Linked DNA regions of Homo sapiens: regions 2, 3 and 4 are each linked to region 1. Evidence: chromatin loops called from intact Hi-C (ENCODE). Cell type or tissue: PC-9. All regions are shown on one strand.

Region 1 (5,000 bases):
GACTTCTCCCCAGCTATATTAGCTACAGCCAGCAGTGAAGTCCCATTGAGTATTCTGTGCACTACTGGAAATCCTGTGATTCACTCCGTGGGCAGTGCTGAATTAATTGTTAATCTGGTAGTGGGTGTTACTTTTTCTACTAGATTGTGAATTTCTAACTCTTGAGATGTCAGGTAAAAGCACTTCTGAGAGAAGAAAAAGGATACAAGGACAAAGAATCTGAGATTTGCCTTCTCTCTGGAAGCCTTTTCATCTTGCCATAGGGAACAGTTGAACCATCAAAAGCCCATTTATAATTAGTGTTAGTGAAACCAGGGGCTTTGGGGAATATTGGTCGTGAACAAAGGCAAGATTGGCAAATCTTGTTAAATTTTGTTAAACGGAAGACCCAGGATTTTTAAAAGCTGAAATACAGAATATAATATTAGTAAACTCATATGATTCTGCTTAAGATAATTTTTAAAACAAATGTTAAAAGGGTAAATTTTTAAAAAGAAAATTATATATATGTACTTTTATATATATGTAGGAACGTACATATATATACGTATATACATAGGCATGGACTTTTTCCTGGAAATTACCATAGCTACAATATGTCACTGGTCTATATCATGTTAATTAGCACTTGATCTGTGAAAGAAATCTGAGCGTGAGGTAATTCAGCACTGTCACCCAACTGGCCACATTAATCTTGAGTATTTTCCCCAGGGGATTAAAATCTGTCACCTGATGTGGCTACCAAGGTGAAATACATCCTCTCTCCTATGCTTTGCTAAGGACAGAGAGGGGCCAATTTGAGCTGTGCTAGAACAGGTTTGTTTGAATGGAGCCAGCATGTGAGCCCACTCAGACAATGGTCTGAGTTCTTCATTGAAGTCGTCTTCTTCCTCTGGTTCCAGTGTAGCCAGTGATGCAATTTGGTTTGCCCTTTTGCAGTGAGAACCGATTGGCCATAAGGTACTCAGCCTACGTTTCCTGCTCAAATGCAAGCAAATCAGTTGATTTACCAGCTCTGAAAATGTTGTGATCTAAACTTGTGCTAATAGAAACCCAAAGAAAGTGACACACATAAGACGTGTGGAAGTGCCTAGGGCTTCTTGGCATTCAGGAGCAGGGGAGTAGAGCATGCTGTACTTAATCAGGATTCGATTCTGTAGCTCTTTACCATCTACGAAATTATTTTTACCACATCCTATTAAAATTGGGAGGCAGCCTTGTTTGGTAGGAAAAATATAGCTTTGGAGTCAAGCAGAGCTGTATTTGAACCCTGGTGCTGCCACTTAGAAACTCTGGGAGGGACCTCAGGCGCTGAGCACTTTACCCCCTCTAACCTCCATTCCTCATTGGTAAGTGTGGGTGATGATGTCCAGCCGATAGGGATGCTGTGAAGGGTGAGAGATACCATATTCAAGTTCTTAGTAGAGAAGCTGATCCAAGGAACGTGCTTTGAAAACCAGTGACCTAGATCCTATTACCATCTTCCCATGTTTAGTCTTCTTCCATTCATGCTCATGTGGCTTGCTTTTTTTTTTTTTCTATCTTCTCCCGGGATTTAGAAATTACTTCCGGCCGGGCGCGGTAGTTTATGCCTATAATCCCAGCACTTTGGGAGGCTGAGGCGGGCGGATCACGAGGTCAGGTGTTAGAGACCAGCCTGACCAACATGTGAAACCCCGTCTCTACTAAAAATACAAAAATTAGCCGGGCACAGTGGCGTGCGCCTGTAATCCCAGCTACTCAGGAGGCTGAGGCAGGAGAATCGCTTTCACTCGGGAGGCAGAGGTTGCAAACAGCCGAGATCGCGCCACAGCACTCCAGCCTGGGCGACAAAGCGATACTCCGTCTCAAAAAAAAAAAAAAAAAGAAATTACTTCCTTGACAAAATCTCCTGTCTTGAATTACTAGTGCCTTTTTGCTGTTATGAATGGAATTTTTAATCATTTAAAATTTAACTTGGTGTAGAAATGCAGTTTATTTGCATAGGTGTATCTTATACCCTGCAACTCTGACTTTTTCATTTCCTTCATTTTGTCATTGTGGTTGTTGATTTTCCTAAGTATGTCAATAATTGTGTAATCAGTACTTTAACCAAAAGGAAGTACAGTGAAAATAACTTTATTCCTTTCCCCCACAGGCTTAGTGGGACTGGTTCCTGCCCTTCCCTGTCCCGTGATTTCTCTGGCCAATCTTAATAATTGTTTCAGCTGCAACCCCAATTGGAACTCACACTGGCCAAAGTGGAGCAGCTCTTGGGGGCCCCCTGCTGGGCCAAGTGTGACCTCTTTAGTTTCTGCATGGCAGGGCTCATGGAGGGTTCCAGCATCAGGGTCATGGCAGCCAGGGCGGTGGGTGAGTGAACACCAGGGGTGCAGGCTGGGGCTATTTACCAACTAGTACAGGAGATTTGAGTATTTTGACAATGGGTCCGGCCATAATGGTGTGGACTGGCTCAGTATCAGCTCTACTCTTAGGTAATAAAAAAAAATCCTCTGGTCTTGTCTAGGGCCAAGCCACTAGTTAAAATTTTATCTCATGCATTAGTCAAAATGCAAATCTTTAGGCCGGGCGCGGTGGCTCACGCCTGTAATCCCAGCACTTTGGCAGGCCGAGGCGGGCGGATCACGAGGTCAGGAGATCGAGACCATCCTGGCTAACACGGTGAAACCCCGTCTCTACTAAAAATACAAAAAATTGGCCGGGCATGGTGGCGGGCGCCTGTAGTCCCAGCTACTCAGGAGGCTGAGGCAGGAGAATGGCATAAACCCGGGAGGCAGAGCTTGCAGTGAGCCGAGATCGCGCCACTGCACTCCAGCCTGGGCAATAGAGCGAGACTCCGTCTCAAAAAACAAACAAACAAACAAACAAAACAAACAAAACAAAACAAAACAAAAATGCAAGTCTTTAAGATGAAAGCCTTTCCTCTACCCCAACTTGAGGAAAGGTGGGAAGATCAGCCTCCTCTCTGTTTCCTAGCCTGTACCGTCTGCTCCTCTTTCCCAGTCACCGTGGCTCTGGCAGCTCCACGTTTGACAGGGTGGAGAATGGGGGAAGAAAATGATCAGAAGCGGGAAAGGTGGAACTTCACAGACACAGATGTAATCTGGCACTGCTGCCTCCTGAGGATTTAGTGGCAGGCAGGATCAAATGTTGATATTGCCGCCCAGTGGACACAAAATGTAATGCAGTACTTAGATCAGGCAGAGCTTTCTCCCCTCAGCCTGCAGCTGACTCAGTGGAAACACGAATACAAGCGTGAGCCACTGCGCCCGGGCTCAACCACCTTTTTAAATGATATTTTTCTTTAACTGTAGACAACTGCAAGTATTTTTAAAAAGAGAAAGAAAGCAGTATAATGAAACTCCCTGAACCCATTACCTGGCTTCAACAATTATCAGTTTATGGTAATCGTCTCCATCTTGTCCACTCTTGTTTCATCTGTTCCCCAACCTACTCCTGGCCTTGCCTCTAGGTTATTTTGATGCAAATCCCAGACATTATGTCATTTAATCTGTAAATATTTCATTGGAACACCTGAGAAAATCAAACACTTTCTTAATATCATCAGTTATTCATGCAGTCATTATTTACATTTTCCTAATTGCCTTATAAATTATTAAGTTAGTTGGCTTGAATTTGGACCCAAATAAAATCCATGCATTGTCATTGTTGATATGTTTCATTTTTAAGTCTTCCAACAATAAGTTGCCCTCTATCTTTGTTGTTGTTGTTCTTACGATTTCTTGAAGAAATAGGTCATTTGTCCCGTGGACTTTCCCACAGTCTGGGTTTTGTTCACTGCACCTATGTGGTCATTTCGTGTGTTCCTTTATCCCCTGTATTTCCTGTAAACTGTTGGTTGAAGCTGGAGGCTTCACTAGTTTTGGGATCAGTTGTGTTGGCAAGAAGGAGTTGCAGGTGGTATTCTGTATTCCTGTCAGAAGACAGAATATCCTGATATCTGTTTTGTTTTTGTGATGTTAGCCATCACTGATAATCACTGCTCAGATTCATTAATTCACTGAGCATTGGGAAATGGTGGCACCTGCTGCTCATGTATTAGCTTTCCAGGTAGTAACTTTTATAAAGAAAACTTTATCAACTTTTTGGTTACCAAGGTAAGAGTCCTTACAGGAAAGGCAGGACAAATAGTTGATCGTTTCTCTTTATTTACCAGTTTTCAAAAGCACTGTGTCAGTTTCCTGGCAGTGAGTTTTGTTTGTTTGTCTTAATATAATATTATCTTGAACTCATGCATTTAAACATATTTGATGTGTGTCAATCTGTTGTAGTGCTGTGGTAGACAGAATAATGCTTCCCCCAAAGAGATCTATGTCCTAATCCCAGGAACTTGTATGCTGTTATGTGGCAAAGAGGAATTAAGATTCCAGATGGAATTAAGGTTACTTATCAGCTGACCTTAAAATAGGGAGATTAGCCCGGATTATCCCAGTGGGCCAAACGTAATCACAAAGGTCTTTACAAATAGATAAGGCAGGCAAAAGAGGAGGGCAGAGTGATGTAATATGAAGACTCTACCATTGCTGGCTTTGAAGATGGAGGAAGGTGGCCACCAGCCAAGGAATGCAGGCAACAACCTCTAGGAGCTGGAAAATGGCAAGGAAACAGATTTTTCCCTAGAATTGCAGGAAGGAACACAGCCCTGCTGACATTTTGATGTGAGCTCAGTGAGACATGGGTTGGATTTCTAACCTATAGAAGTGCCACTTTGTGTTGTTTTAAGCCACTAAATTGTGGCAATTTTTTACAGCAGCAATAGAGAACTAATACCATTACTATCCTTATTGACACTCATATTAACCCATCTTTGGCCAGTGTTATCCTTTTCAAGTTGACTTCCAAGATGAGGGTTTTCTTGCTCCTGATATGACAAGATGTTCCAGGGCCACCTACGGGTTAACTGGTTAATATTTAACTTCTAACCCAACGTATCTGTTGAAACTTGTCCTCTCGAATGTCATTGGTGATTTTTAAATGGA
Region 2 (5,000 bases), 1.2 Mb before region 1:
GAGTGTTTCCCATCTGAAAGACAAAACTGCCCACGGTTTTGGTTTGTTTGTTTCTCCCCCTGCCTAAGAACCCGCAATGGTCCCTGGACCCTGCTGATCAGAATAGTTGCACTCACCAATGAAGCAGCAGAAACACCTCTTGCCCAATAACCCACAATGGTGCAGCCCCTGGACCCTGCTGATTGGAATAGTTGTGCTCACCGATGCAGCAGCAGAAACACCTCTTGCCTAAGAACCTGCAATGGTCCCTGGACCCTGCTGATCAGAATAGTTGCACTCACCGACACAGCAGCAGAAACACTAGTTTTTCCTCCTAGACCCCAAGGAGGCCCAAGGAAGGTTGGATTTAGTGGCCCTTACTGACACATTCTCAAAAACCTGTTAGAGTCCTAAGCATTTTCCTGTTAGTATTGGGACCTTACCACTGACCTATAAAGATGTTATTTCCAAAAAATGAAGTGGAGGGTCATACCCAGAGGGAGGGAAGGGATCTCCAGGGTTGAAAGAGTGATACCTTTTGTTCTCACTTATGTGAATAGGAAAGATACCATTTCTGAAGCTCCCCACATCCTAGCTTCAAGAATAGCTTTTGTTAGGCCTGCTAGTCTGAGGAGGGATCCTAAAATTCCAGATAGTCCCCCCTATAATGGGGCTTTGGGCAAAAATTATGCCTTTCTGATTGGTGAGCCTGGGTGCCTAAAGAAGGGAACAGAGTCCTGAGGTTTATACTGGAAATCATTCTTACAGGAGAAACTAGAAAAGCACAAGAGACAGGGAGTGGTTTTTAGAAGCAGGACTAGCCTTGGAGAAGAGAGGTGAGAGGAAGTTTGTCTGAGAGGCATTAGGACCCAGGAGGCAAGGGTCAGCATAGATAGGTTAGATGGTCGAGTCTCACTTGGGCGACATGACTTTGAGAGTTCTGCTCTTGGCCGCAGGGTCAACCAACTTGTTAGGACCTGGGAGCTGAATGGCTTTCCTCTCTGTTGACCCTCAGCTCAGCCCAGAAGTACAGGAAAAGCAGAAGCTTGTTCCAGGCACACCAACGCTCCCAACTCCAAATAGTTGGGGGTTGTTATAGAGTCCTTTACCAGAAAGCCTGACACCCATGTCTTTAGTCTGGCGGCTGTGCTAGTCACTTTTAACTGACTGACAGGTGCCCGGTATTTAGCCTCCGAATTCTAAGGAAAAATAGGACAGAATAGCAAGCAAAAGGGGTCCGATGGTACTCACTGCTTGGTGGTAGTCCCTTCGTGGTTGCCAAAATGTGTCTGGAATGGGTTCCTTCCAGTGGGTTCTTGGTCTTGCTGACTTCAAGAATGAAGCTGCGGACCCTCATGGTGAGTGTTACAGTTCTTAAAGATGGGGTGTCCGGAGTTTGTTCCTTCAGATGTTCAGATGTGTCCGGAGTTTCTTCCTTCTGGTGGGTTTGTGGTCTCGCTTGACTTGAGGAGTGAAGCCACAGACCTTCACAGTGAGTGTTACAGCTCTTAAAGGTAGTGTGGACTCAAAGAGTGAGCAGCAGCAAGATTTATTATGAAGAGCAAAAGAACAAACTTCCACAGCGTGGAAGGGGACCTGAGCGGGTTGCCACTGCTGGCTCAGGTGGCCAGCTTTTATTCCCTTTTTTGGCCCTGTCCACATCCTGCTGATTGGTCTGTTTTACAGAGTGCTGATTGGTCCATTTTACAGAGCACTGATTGGTCCGTTTTACAGAGTGTTGATTGGTCCGTTTTTACAGAGTGCTGATTGGTGCGTTTACAAACCTTTAGCTAGACAGAAAAATTCTCCAAGTCCCCACTTGACCCAGGAAGTCCAGCTGGCTTCACCTCTCAGTAGGATATGAAATAACTCCAAGCTTAGCGTTCCAATAATGGAACACTAGGCATAAATGAGCTAATATGGGGGAACCACATTTAGAAATACAGTGCTCTGAGACAATGTGCTCTCAATTTTACCAGCCATATTATTATTTCCCCATTATCTTCTTAAAGGGAGCTTTGCTCTCTGACATTGACTAATTAAAACAAAAAAATTTTTAGAGTGTTTGTCACATTCATGGAGTGATAGTATATTTCCTAGCTTTGAATGGTATCACAAAGGTTAAGATTGACAGATTAGAGTATATAAAAGTCACCATAGTGAAAATAACTAAAGTATGGCAGTTGACCAGGAAAACTTACATGAGTTTAGGAGACAAAGGTTAATAGTTAAAGCACATAAAGTGATTATTCAAATTTACAAGGAAATTATTGAGATTCCAGTAGATAAGTACAAAAATAAATATGTAATTTTTTTTTTAATTCCAAGAAGTACAAATTAACCTTTGGATTGTATTTCATGCTTAGTAAAGCAGTAAAATCTAAAAATGTCTAGGTCCTATAATATTGGTTAAAATTGGTGTATGTTTCCATTTGTGATAACAGTGTGAACTTGGTAGAAAGTAGCTTGGTCATATGTCTCAAAAGCCATAAAAATGATGATCTCCTTTGATCCCAATGACATAATTCTTAGAAGTTTGTTTTAGGAACATGACTTAATAGAAACAAAAATACACATGTGTAAATGTCCAATTGGAAATTGAATAAATGTGGAATGAGTGAATTTTTTCATAAAATATTGTACAGCAATATAATAGACTATTACACAGCATGAACTATGAAGACACACATTATGCTAGTACATAAAGGAAACAATATCTAAAAGGTATTTCTGGTTAAAAAAATGGGTGCAAAATTCTTAATTTAAATCCTTACTTTTCAATATTTTATAATGACTATTTCCCAACATACTGGAAAGTTAAAATAATTTGGTGAATATCCATATACCCATCACTTACATTCTACCATTAACATGGTGTTATACTTTATTATAACTATCTACCTTAACATTTTTCCATTTTTTTCCATTAAAAGTTCAACTTTCCCCAGCTATCAAGAAATAACCTGTTGCTGTCTTGAGAGATTTTTGATTAACAGAGGGGTAATTTTTAAACTTCTGTTGAGGATCAGAATGGTTTCTTGTAAGTTTGTGTATGGCCACCAGGTGTAGCTCTGGACCACAGCATTCAGTGATAAGCATCTGCAGGGAGGGTTTTAGGAAAGGCAACTTCTAAATGAAATCAAACTTGATTTGTTTATTTGGGTGAGGGAGAGTACAATAAATTTAACCTTCATTAAGATGTAAAGTAATTATATAAACCTTGATATAGAATCAAAACCTGCTTCCTTGAAGGATTTCAAGGATTTGATTTAGGTTATATATTTTCTTTATTGTTCAAAAGCTTCCACCACGTTTTCTCTTACCTGGAGTGTGACTTTCTTACTCCACAGCCTCAAGGTAATAAGTTTTGGCTTATGCAGCAAACATGTTTATGTCAGCAGCTGTTTGAAAGGTTAATTTTAGAAATATTTAAGTTAGTCATGGACATTCAAATATTCAGACTTCTTTTGTATAACAAAACCTCATCACAACTCGAATTTTTCTTTAGTGTGATTGTTTGATTGATGTCTATATCTTTTTAAACATAAACTCCATAAGGTTTGAAAATGTATGTAGAACAATTCCAGGCATTCAGTAAATATTTGTGAATGAATAAATGGAAAGAATGATTTGAAATTGACTGAAGGCTATTTTGTAACAATTGGTAAGTCTACTCCTTAAGAATGTGCTTGTTCCATTTTTAAATTTTCTTTTAATAACAGGATCAATTTTAAATAATCTTTACAGTTTTAAAATTGCTCCAACATGAAAATATTTTTCTGGTTTTATTTGTGAAAAATAGCTATTTTTAAAGGAAAGTAGAGCCTTAAACTACTTAAAATAGATTTTTATAATCAATTTTAACCAACAAGATCTTTTCTTTTTCTTCCCCTTTAAGGAATCCTGGGTTTCTTTCTATGCAGGGTGTCATCAACTGCCAATTTGTTTCTACCTACCAGAAAATAAAATCATAGAGGCAAAAATCCAGTAATATGGCCAAGTAAACGACTGGAATAACCAGATGAAAGAATTTTCTCCAATTTATAGTATTTTTTTAAAGGAGATATTTAATAAGCTATATTTGAAACAGTAGGTTTTTAAATAAAATGACGCTATTTAGAGTAAAAGGTCCTGGGAGAATTTTAGTGTAAATAAAGGAGATGTCTCTCTCAAAGAATTTAGTGTCATGCTTTTGAATATCTGATAGGATGGTGGAAAGATTCATCAAAGGAGAAGATGAACAATATTAGAGCTGTTGTTTTTAGAAGGACTCCTATTTATTTACAGGAAAGGGAAGATTCCAGAGAAACAAGATCACAAATTTACCTAGCTCAAGAATTAAATTATTGACTTACTATTTTTATAATTGTGTTCTGCTTTTACATGTCATCTTTCAAATTATACTTATTTATAAGGAAGAATCATTATATATTTAAGGGCTGGGACTTTGATGCTCTTTTCTCCCCTTCATTTCCTTGAAAGGTAAGTAATGTCTATATTGCATACCTGTTTTGTGTACCTTCGCTTTCTTCCTTTCTTTCCTCCCTCCTCTTTCCCCTCTTTTTTCTCCTTGCCCCCCATTTTTCCATTACTAGTTAAAAGTTAGTTTAAATTGCTGATATTCTGGAAACATGAAATATTTCTTGAGAAAGTTAAGGTACCAAGCTCTTACCATCATGTTTTCATAACTGCCCCAAAAATATTATGCAGATTAATGTTTTGACATTTATTTGCTTTTCCTTGAACGTCATGATTCATTTTTATCTGATATCAGCTCCATTTATGGCAAACAACTGGTATTTGCAAATTACAATTGCTATGACAAATTGCAAGTATAATTTTGATCATGATTATTGTACTTGCCTGAGTCATGGCTTGCATCATCTTCTGCCATCCGATCTATGATTCACAAAATTTTATTTCACTACATCCTTTTTAACCCCCCACATAAGCGTCAGACATAGCAGATAAATATGTGATGAAAATTTGTTTCAGAGCAAAACCTAGATAATTTCTTTTGG
Region 3 (5,000 bases), 62 kb before region 1:
CAATGCAGGGAAGTGGTTGCTAGGGTAAGGGGTGCACCCCAGAGCTGAGCACCACCAAGAAGCCCTCTAGCTGCTGGGCTGAGGGGACCTGGGTGACAGGTGGTGTCATCAGAGCTGGGACCTTGATGGGCCTGCCTGGCAGTGGTGAGACCAGTGGGGAGAGACATGGCTGCTGGAGCCTGAGCTTCTCCCCGCCCCCCTAGCCAGTCTCCCATTGCACAAACCCAGCTGGAAACCAAGGGACTCAGGGCCCTGAAAAGCCCAGCCTGCATGGGGTCACACAGCCCTGTGACATAAGGCAGAACTGGGGGAGGGCAAGAAATGGATCCAAGAGCTCACCGGCCCAAGGAAGCAACCTAAAAAGAAATCATCAATAAGTAAATGTTTGTGAATGGATAGAAAAAGTCACAGATTCTTGTACCTAAAGACTAAGTTTGGATTTAAGATAAGTGAGATAACGAGAAATCATTCCAGAAAAAGAAGTCCTGGAAAATATATCAGGCGAAGGATAGGTGGAATAAAAGCTAGAGTTAGGAGAAGTAAAAATAGACTATGTACTTGTTAAATGATAAGACGGAGAGAAACAACCCGAGTCAAAGTAGATAAAACATGCCACGACAAACTGCAAATTACAGCTCAAGTTCTCACAAATGAGTTGGACCTCATTTATAAGGGGAGAGTGTCAAAATAATTCCCTGTGAGATGTGACATGGGACGAAGCAGTGACAAAGAATCACAGAAGACAAACCTTTATCTTGAGGTCTTACCACACACTCAGGCACAAATTCGGTGTGCTGAGAGGCTGGAGTCCATGTCCTGATAGGTGATGGGGAATAAAGGATGAAATTGACAAAGAAACAGTGACACGAGGTCACAGTAAAGCTGTGGTATAGGCCTTTGAGGGCATGAACAGAATAAGATCAAAAAGCAACAGGAAACTTGAAGAGAGGATTCCCAAAGGAAAACCCAATTTTTATTTTGCCAAGAAAAGCCTAAACAAACAAAAGCTATATATCGCTGAAGAAATAGGAGAACAACAACAAAAAAAAAAATCCCAGAATAAAGCCAGGTCTTTACGTTGAATTCATTTAGATAAAATAAAACTCATTACATTGTCCTATTTTTCTCTATGTGTTACAAAGTGGTATTCGGTAAGCACTGGATTTTATGACCCCTGAATTTCTTCCTAGTCCTAAGATTCTACGATCTTGGCCTGTTTCGTTAAAGCGGTTGTGGTTCTGTGTCGGGCATTAGGTGAAGAGACTATTAGGGTTAAGAGCAGATTTTAATTTAATTGATATCCAACCAGATGATCGACTTGTCACCAATCGCCACTGAAGAACTGTATTGATAATGGGAAAATTAATCTCCTTAACAGTAGGAAGGAGGAAATGTGTTGGCCACACTCTCATCCCCAATGACCCTTCACCATGTTTGTACCAGATGAAATTGACTTTCTTTGGCTGAAGCTCTTTGGACACACTTAGCATCTAACCCAAGAGCAAACAATCTCTAAATTGGTCCGAAATTTAGGGAGTGGCCTGGTGCAAGAAATACCATCCATACAGAGACGAGGGAGCTAAACAGACTCTAGCTCCTTTTGAGAATTTGACTGTGAGATATGTGTAGAAAGAATTTAATTCCTCATTGTGTTAATGGTGGGGCAATTGTCAAGCTGGAGACTTCCTGATACCAAAAGATTTAGCAGCTCTCCTTTAGTGGCCCAGTTCAGCAGTGTAGCTCCGTGAGTGGTTCCTGAAAGCTTCATCTTGAGTCTTTCTTTTCCCCTCCCAATGACGCTACAAGCCATTTAATATCCATTCCTGCTTAAACCGGTTAGAGTGGATTCTGTTCTCTGAAACTTACCAAATGTAATTCCTGCATTAAAGGTATTACAGCCTTTTGGGGAGATAGACATGTGAACAAATCTATGAGGGTAATGCACTTTCAGGTACATAGCCGGTGCACTGGGAGCATAGAGGAGTGAGCGCCTAAACTCAAGGAAGCCGAGGAATGACTCACACTGAAACTTGAGAGAAGACACTGCCCAGGTTGCAGGTGCTAAGTCAAAGACCCATGCACTTGAGGGCTGCACGGAGCTTCAGGCGTAATCTGCAGGCAAAAAGGCATTGCCCTGTGTGGTTACAAATGCAAATACTGAAGGCAGAGAGATGAAATAACCAGCTCAAGGCTTAACAATTAGTTTCGTAGTCCACACTGGAGCACAGGTCTGATTCCCAGGTCAGTGTTGATTTAGGTAATATTCATGGACTCCTACATTTATCATGTGTGGATAAATGTTACAACAGAATGGAGAAAGTGGGCATATGACAAAATGTTTACGGAACAAGAAAGGTGAGAGAGTTGAGAAGTATGAAGCTGTTTGGCAGTCCCTGTGAGTGCCCTGAACCAAGGTGGCTGGAGCCCTTTCTGACTGTTCTGCCCAATGGGCCTTACAGGGCCATCTGCAGGGGGTGCCATAGCACAGTTCTGTCACATCAGCCCTTTGCCTGCTGTCTGCCTCATGTGGGGCAGTGGTCTGGTGTTGATTAGTCATTGTGGTCTGTCCCACAAAACAAAGAGCACCTGTTATCCTGGACACTGGACAGAGGAGAAGGGGGAGAGTGTGGCTAGATTTACTCAAATGTGTGACTGCTTTTGCAAAGACATTCTGGGAACCATGCTCCTACCTTCATCTCCCACATCTAGGAGGCATTTGTCCATCTCTTCACCATCCCTCCCTCCCTTCATATATCTCTTGCTATTCTCTGTACCTATGTATTCCTATATCTACAGCTATTAACATCAAATACTTATCTAGTGCTTACTATGTGTCAGGCAGTGCTCCAAGTGCTTTATGTTGATGAACTCAATTAATGTAGTCCTTACAACGGCCCTGTGATGTGGGTATTCTCTCATTTTCCAAGGAAGGAAACTAGACACATGGAGGCTAAGTCAACTGCTTAAGGCCACACATCTTATATCTACCTGTTCACCCACCTTCATGTTTACATCGCTTCTCTTTCCTCAAAGGGTGACTCTCTCATCCCATTGATCACCAGGTTTGTTGGTTCTATTTCCTAAATACTCCTCAATTTGCCCCCTTGGCTCTTTTCATCCTGCTTCTATTTTACCCAGTATAGGCTTCCTCCCCTGTCACCAGCCACTCCTGGTTTTGGATGATTGTCATAGTTTTCTAGCCAGTCACTCTGATTTCAACCTCCCCTTCCTCTTCCTCCATCCTGCACAAACGTACCCCAGCACAGGTAGCATGGTTTTTCTAAAACAGCATTTCCCAAGGAAGCTGCCTTGAGGCTTGAGGAACATCTAGCATGCCCGGCCTTGGACTTCTAGATGGCAATAGCACCTCTCAGTCATTGTGAGAAACAGATGCCCCAGACATTTTCAGACCGCTTAGCTGAGAATCTCTATTAAACACACACACACACACACACACACACACACACACACACACACACACAAATCAACTCCCTTAAATCTATTTAAAACCCTCAAATAGGTTTATGCATTCAACAAATATTTGTTAATCCCTTACCATGTCACGCACTGGGCTAGGTAGTAAGAAGAGTTGGTGAATAAACAATCCTCATGAAGCACACTGTGTAGAGGGCATGAGAGATGCCGAATAGCTGCTCACAGATGTGCTCAGTGTTGCACAGAAGTGTGAGTGGGGGGCAACAGGAGCCGGAGGAACCAGGAACGGCCCCTGCAGGATCTAAGATTTAAGCTGCAACCCGCAGGATGAGCAGGACTCAGCTGGTGAAGTGGACAGCGGAGAGAGGATGAGCATCCTGGCCAGAAAGAGCCACATAGGCACAGTTCCTGATGAGAAGCAGGGCACGTGGAGTCCCACAACAGAAAGAAACCTGGCAAGGCTAGGGCAGAGTGCTGAGTGTGGAGGGCGCAGGGGTGGGCTCCAGAAGGGGGCATGAGAAAGAGGCAGGTCATGCAGGGCCTGATGGGGTCACAGCAAGGGTACTGGCCTTCATCCCAAGACAAACAAAGTTGTTGGTTTAAAATCAACTTCACAGAGGTATAATTTAAAAACAGTAAAATGCCCTTTTGTTGAGTGTGTGGCTCATTGAGTAGCCACCACAGCCAAGATACAGCACATCACTCAGAAATTCCCTCCTGCTTCTTTGCAGTTAGTCCCTGGCCCCTGGTAACTGCTGTTCCTTGTTCTGATTCAACTGTTGCTTGCTATAGATTTAAAGAAAGGGGTCTGAAGGATCTGTCAGGCTGCAGTGTGGACAACAGATCAGAGGAGAGCAAGAATAGATGGGAGAGAGCCATTAGCAAGCTGTGGTCGTACCACAGGCAAGAGCTGGATTGTGACAATGGCAGCAGGGATGAAGAGGATGGAAAGGCATGACACATGAGAGAGGCATTTAGGATGGAATCCAGGTCCTCTGCATGGCCCCCCAAGGCCCTGAACCCAACAGCCCAAACCCATCCTTCCCGCTGAAAGTCCACAGATGCTAAGCTCCAGCCAAGAGAGCTGCTCCCCACTTCCGGGGCCAACCAAGCTCCTCCACACATACAAGCCTTCGCATGTGCTGTTACCTTTCCCTGGAAGTGTCCTTTCTCCCTGTCAGTGCATCGAGTCCTCTTTCATGACCCAGCATAAAAGTCATCTGTTCCATATTTTCCACTTAAATTATGCCCTTTACGTGAAATATTCACTGTCAGTAGCTAAAAGCTGCAGAGTAGATAGATTTCTAAATCTCTTCTTGATCACAATGTATAAAATTAATTTGAAATTTGAGTTTTTAAATACAAATTCTTATTTGTTTAAAAAATACATACTCTTGATTAATTGGACTGGAATACCCTTAATAAAGGGGCAATCTAATTGATTTTTTTAATAGGCTTTTAATTTTAGGATGTTTTAAATTTACAGAAAATTATGAAGATAGTACAGAGAATTCTTATATGTCTCACATTCAGTTCTCCCTACTAACATTAATTAATTAGTAACA
Region 4 (5,000 bases), 370 kb before region 1:
GTCTCATCTATTTTACCACAATAACAAATAGATAAGACATAGGAAAAACGGGTTCAATCTTAGTACTGGTTAAGGAAATTCAAATTATAAAAATGTCTCACACGTGATAAAAATACATTGATGACAACCACAAAGCTGCCGAGAGACTCCATTTCCAGGAAGGAACAGGAAACAGGGACCCTGGAGCCTGCAGGGCTGGGGTTCGGATCTCAGCTCTGCCCTCCCACTGGGCAAGCTCGAGTGAAGGGCCACCTCTGCACCTAGGTTTTCTCGTGCATGAACTGTTGGTAACAGGGCCCCCTCCTCATGGGGTTCCGTCAGGGTTTAGATGACATGCATGCAGTGAGCCATTAGGGTGTGCCGAGCACAGAGTTAAATGCCACACAAACACTAGCTGGCTCCGCCCACCTTCCCGTGTCCCTCTATGAGGCTCACAAAACAAAGCCACAGTGTGTGCCCTGCATGGGAATTATGGGGCACTGAATTGAATCAGAGGTACGTTTCCACATCACTCCCTTCTTAAAAGCCTTCAATGGCTATATCCCATGTCCAGTGCGTTCCCAGGCTGAGGCCCCATGTGATCTGCCCTGCCCCCTGTTGACTTTATCTTCCAGCCTTCTTACTACTCCTTAAAAATGCCAGGTGTGTGCCTACCCCGAGGCGTTGGCACACATTCCCTGATGGCCACATTTCACTGACTCATTGGTCACCTCCTCGGGGAAGCATTCCCTGCACCCCCATCATGCTATCACACCCTAAGATCACTTCTCTGGAGAGCACATTTCCACAGGATATTTTTCTAGCTCATTCATTTATCTGCTCATGGCCTGCCTCCTCCATCAAGAATATAAACCCCACAGAGGTGGTGAGTGTGCTCTCCTGTTGACTGCATATCTCAGGGCCAGGATCAATGCCTAGTACGTAGGAAGAGCTCAGGAAATATTTTTGGAATAAATGAGTAAATAAAACTTGTGAGGTTTTTTCCTCTATTGGTTGAATGAATGTGTACATATGTATTTGTGCATCCACGTGTGAAAGACAGAAGACACGGAAGATGGGGGAAATGGAGGATCTGCAGCTTGGATCAAAAAATGGTGCATAGCAGATGCGATCTTCCTAAGGGATTGCATGTCTTGGTCCCATAGGCAAAGACTTTAAAGATAAAAGCCATTGTAACCACCGGTCAGAACATACATTCAACTGTTCCCTTTCCAATGGTCTCTTCCTTCTATTGCTCAAAATTCTAGCAGATTCTTGAACGTCTGTCTGTGCCCTCACAACTAAGGCATGGGCTCCTCCCAGCTAGACGCACGTCAGACACATCACCGCCTGGTGACGACCCCACAACTGCCGCCTTTAGGAGTCTGATGTGACTCTGCTGGATTGGAAATCACAGCCCTCCTACCCGCCCTAAACAGAATCCACTGAACACTGGACACTGCTCCTAGCCAGTGTGAAATTGTTTGAAAAGAAAAAGCTCAGCCTAGACTACTCAAGACTCCACTGCTTAAAATGCCCACCTCCCTCCAGAACCCCCACCTCAAACACCAAAAGAGAGGGGCAGCCATCTACGCAGGTGGGCAGGCAACTGCCTGCTGTATCCGATGACAGGGCAGTCCTGAGACGCTTGCTGAGTCGCTGCCTTCAAAAGGTCTCTGTGGGGCGGACCCACCACAGCGCAGGAACAGAAGCTCGCCCAGGGACGGAGACTGTCTCCAAGGCTAGGATTCGGGTGACCAGAAACGTGTCACACAGCCACAGCTCATGCAGGCCACTGGGAATCCTTCCCTGGGCAACCAAGGCAGGGCTGCCGGAAACTGCAGGCATCATCCACCTAGCAGCAAACACTTCCACCCAAGTCACTGGGATTCTGTTTCCCAGGACAGTGCTGCCACCTTTTGGAAACCAAATGCTGGAAATATTTAATCATCTTCAGTTAGGAGAGGCCCCACAGGGACAGCGGGGAAGCTACACATCAGGGAAAATGGATTTTTCGTTTGACTCTCTGAAAAGCAATCTCGGGAGGGAATTCTTCCCCATCTCCTCCCTCAGTCAATTCCACCAAGCCCCAAGCAGCCCCAGGGGGAGAGCTGGTGTCCCCTGGGGACGGTGTTCTCAGGTGCAGACCCAGAACAGTTCAAGGTCACCAGACCCTGGCTCTGGCCCTCCTCAGAACAGAAATCACCATGCAACAGGGCTCCCCTGTGCCCGCCTAGTGCAGAAACCAGCCAAATTTCAATGCAATTTGTTTACTGTATAACCTTATATATTTTATTATAAGCATTTAAAGAGGCCCATGGGTTTCTTCAACTGCTAATAGAGTTCATGAAACAAAACATTTAAAACTCTCAGTTGAGGGTTTCAGAAGAGTTTAAAAAAAAAGAGCCTAGAGAGGTTGATGGTAGTAACCAAAGTCACACAGCTGTGAAGCCCAGGTCTTTTACAATGGCCCACATGGCCATAGCACCCATAGCTGCTGTCTCCCTCTTCTGGGTGAGGGCACCCTTGGGCTGTACTAGGAATTGAATCTTCATCTCTATTAACTCTTGTATTGCTATGTTCATTTCTATATGTAAATATCTTGCCTATGTAACCAGACCAGTAGATGGAGGCTGGAAAAGCAAGTTATACCCAAGTCCTCTGGGAATCCTTATCAGAATATCCATGCCTGCCTGTTCTCCCCAAGCCCATCTCACTCTCCTCGTGGCTGCCGCCCTGTGCCATTTGACAGTTCTTCCCCAACTTGTCCTGATTTCTTTCCTCTCGGGCCCTGTGAGAGCCACTGAGCAACACAGACAGAATGGCTTTAGAGACACAGAAAACTATTAGTAGTGGTCGCCTCTTGGGTGGGGAACCAGATGGCGGGGAGGGGCTTTTCACCTTTTCTCTTTTGACCTTTTGACATTTAAACCATGTGAATAGATTGCCCAGTTCCAAAAAAAAAAAAAAGTATTTTAAAAAAAGGCCTTCTGGACAGACTGTAAGCTCCTGGAGGACAAAGTACTTGCTCTTTTTATTGGTGCCTAGCCCTGTGCTATCCACCCAGCTGGGGGATAAAATGAATGGTTTATCACATAAACCCGGGCAGGACTGGAATGAGACCCTCTCCCCAAGTCCAGCCAGGAGCCAATGCCCAAAGACAGGGAAAATGGAGCAGAAGCTCTTCCAGGAGAAAATGAACAAGCAGAGGTTCTTCATCCGCTTCACACATCTAAGGGCAGGCTCCTTGTTCTTCCTGGCGGGGGCGGCAACGTGAAAGCAAGAACAGGAGGCCACTGAGGCAGAGGCGTATATCCTCAACAGAAAGGGCCAGCCCCAAAGGAGCAAGTCTGGAGGCAGGGGAAGGGGGTGCATACTCAGTCGAGAAGAACTCCCTCTCCTCACTCAGGGGCTTGGCTCAACTCCGCCCACCCAGTTCTACTGTGAGGTTGCCCTTCTGCGCGTACCTGGCAGGTCGATATAACACAAAGACCTGGAGTCATCCCGGAATCGGTTCCCTGCTCCAATGTGGTTTAATGTTTGTCCCTTCTAAGTTTCATGTTGAAATGTGATCCCCAGTGCTAGAGGTGGGCCCTGGTGGGAGGTGTCTGGGTCACGGGGGTGGATCCCTCATGAAAGGCTTGGTGCCCGCCTTGCAGTAATGAGTGAGTTTACACTCTGAGTTCACACTGGTTAAGAGTGTGGTACCTTCCCCCTCACTCTCTCTTGTTCCTCTTTCTTGCTCCTGTTCTTGCCATGTGACATGTTTGCTCCTCTTTCACCTTTTTCCATGACTGGAAGCTTCTGGAGGCCTCACCAAGAGCAGATGCTGGCACCATGCTTCCTGTACAGCCTGCAGAGCCATGAGCCAATTAAACCTCTCTTCTGTATAAATTACCCAGTCTCAGGTATTTCCTTATAATAATGCAAACAGACTAACTCAATCTCCTCCTAGCTGAGCTACTGCTCCAGTCCTGAAGCTTAGTTTGCACATCTGTAAACTGAGAATTTGCTATGAGGGTTACGTTCAGTGAGATCTTGCATTAAATGACCCACACTCTACCCAGCAGATGGCAGGGGCTCTGTAAATGTTTTTTTCCTTCCACTATTGGCAGGGAAGGCAAGTCAAGACCCCTTTCCAGGGTGGTCAAAGAAATGGCCAGAATTTTCAGGATGCTTTATAAGGGAGCCCTCAGCCAGGTGTAGGAGGACGAGCCGCAGACAAAACTCCTCAGATACCAAGTTAAACAAGGAAGGGGTTTATTCGGCCGGGAGCGTCGGCAAGACTCCTGTCTCAAGAGCCAAGCTCTTGAGTGAGCAATTCCTGTCCCGTTTAAGGGCTCACAACTCTAAGGGGGTGCGCATGAGAGGGTCGTGATCGATTGAGCAAGCAGTGGGTACGTGACTGGGGGCTGCATGCTCTGCTAATCAGATTGGAACAAAATAGGATGGGGATTTTCACAGTGCTTTTCTATACAGTGTCTGTAATGTATAGATAACATAACTGATTAGGTCAGGGGTCAATCTTTAACGACCAGGCCCAGGGTGTGACGCCGGGCTGTCTGCTTGTGGATTTCATTTCTGCCTTTTAGTTTTTACTTTTTCTTTCTTTGGAGGCAGAAATTGGGCATAAGACAATATGAGGGGTGGTCCCCTCCCTTAAGGAAGTGGACCCTCAAAGCAATTAAGAGCATGGCTCCATGGACACAGGACAGGAGTTGGATACAAGACGCGGATACATTCAAGACAGCAGCTACATGATACAGGACGAGAGATGGCTGGAAAAGGAGACCAGGCAGGAGCTGCTGGGAGGCGGCAGGCAGAGATGGAGGGAGGGAAGCGTGGCTCAGAGCCCAGCGTGGTTGCTGGGGACCAGAGCAGCCCAGCAGGAAGGGAGGCTCCAGCTCTTCCAGCATCCATCAGCTCCCCAGGCCCAGCCCTAATGAAGCCGCCTCCTCTCCCAGCCTGAAGCTTTAATTTCCATTTTCTCTGCTTCTAAGACTTTCAAGAGCCAAAATGCA

The links. Hi-C counts contacts between places; a loop is a spot of excess contacts. Peaks named below come from ENCODE experiments on the same cell type or tissue, not always from the same donor. Only the 100,000 strongest peaks of a DNase experiment are listed, where the experiment ranks them.
Region 2: it touches region 1 in a loop (20-fold over the local background); 8 of 110 quality-filtered maps call a loop at or near these places.
Region 3: it touches region 1 in a loop (5-fold over the local background); 2 of 110 quality-filtered maps call a loop at or near these places.
Region 4: a loop joins it to region 1, with 6 times the contacts of the local background. A loop is called at or near these places in 9 of 110 quality-filtered maps.

The regions. Positions count from the first base shown.
Region 1 is chr7:25,091,250-25,096,249 of GRCh38, forward strand. No RefSeq gene overlaps it. Among named protein-coding and RNA genes, the nearest start is that of CYCS, 32 kb to the right of the region's middle. RefSeq lists enhancers at 2,911-2,960, 2,981-3,060. In PC-9, CTCF peaks have their summits at 2,271 (motif pointing left), 2,471 and 3,174; DNase peaks (open chromatin) are centred at 2,132 and 3,122; H3K4me3 peaks cover 1,394 bases.
Region 2 is chr7:23,860,353-23,865,352 of GRCh38, forward strand. No RefSeq gene overlaps it. Among named protein-coding and RNA genes, the nearest start is that of STK31, 150 kb to the left of the region's middle. In PC-9, a CTCF peak has its summit at 3,030 (motif pointing right); DNase peaks (open chromatin) are centred at 3,053 and 4,799; H3K27ac peaks cover 982 bases.
Region 3 is chr7:25,029,137-25,034,136 of GRCh38, forward strand. No RefSeq gene overlaps it. Among named protein-coding and RNA genes, the nearest start is that of OSBPL3, 51 kb to the left of the region's middle. RefSeq lists an enhancer at 1-183. In PC-9, CTCF peaks have their summits at 2,464 and 2,668; DNase peaks (open chromatin) are centred at 2,065, 2,495 and 3,215; H3K27ac peaks cover 3,407 bases.
Region 4 is chr7:24,721,240-24,726,239 of GRCh38, forward strand. The region is part of intron 3 of GSDME (gasdermin E); the gene reads right to left. Among named protein-coding and RNA genes, the nearest start is that of GSDME, 34 kb to the right of the region's middle. RefSeq lists enhancers at 3,145-3,828, 4,513-5,000. In PC-9, CTCF peaks have their summits at 545 and 1,913 (motif pointing left); a DNase peak (open chromatin) is centred at 702; H3K27ac peaks cover 1,351 bases.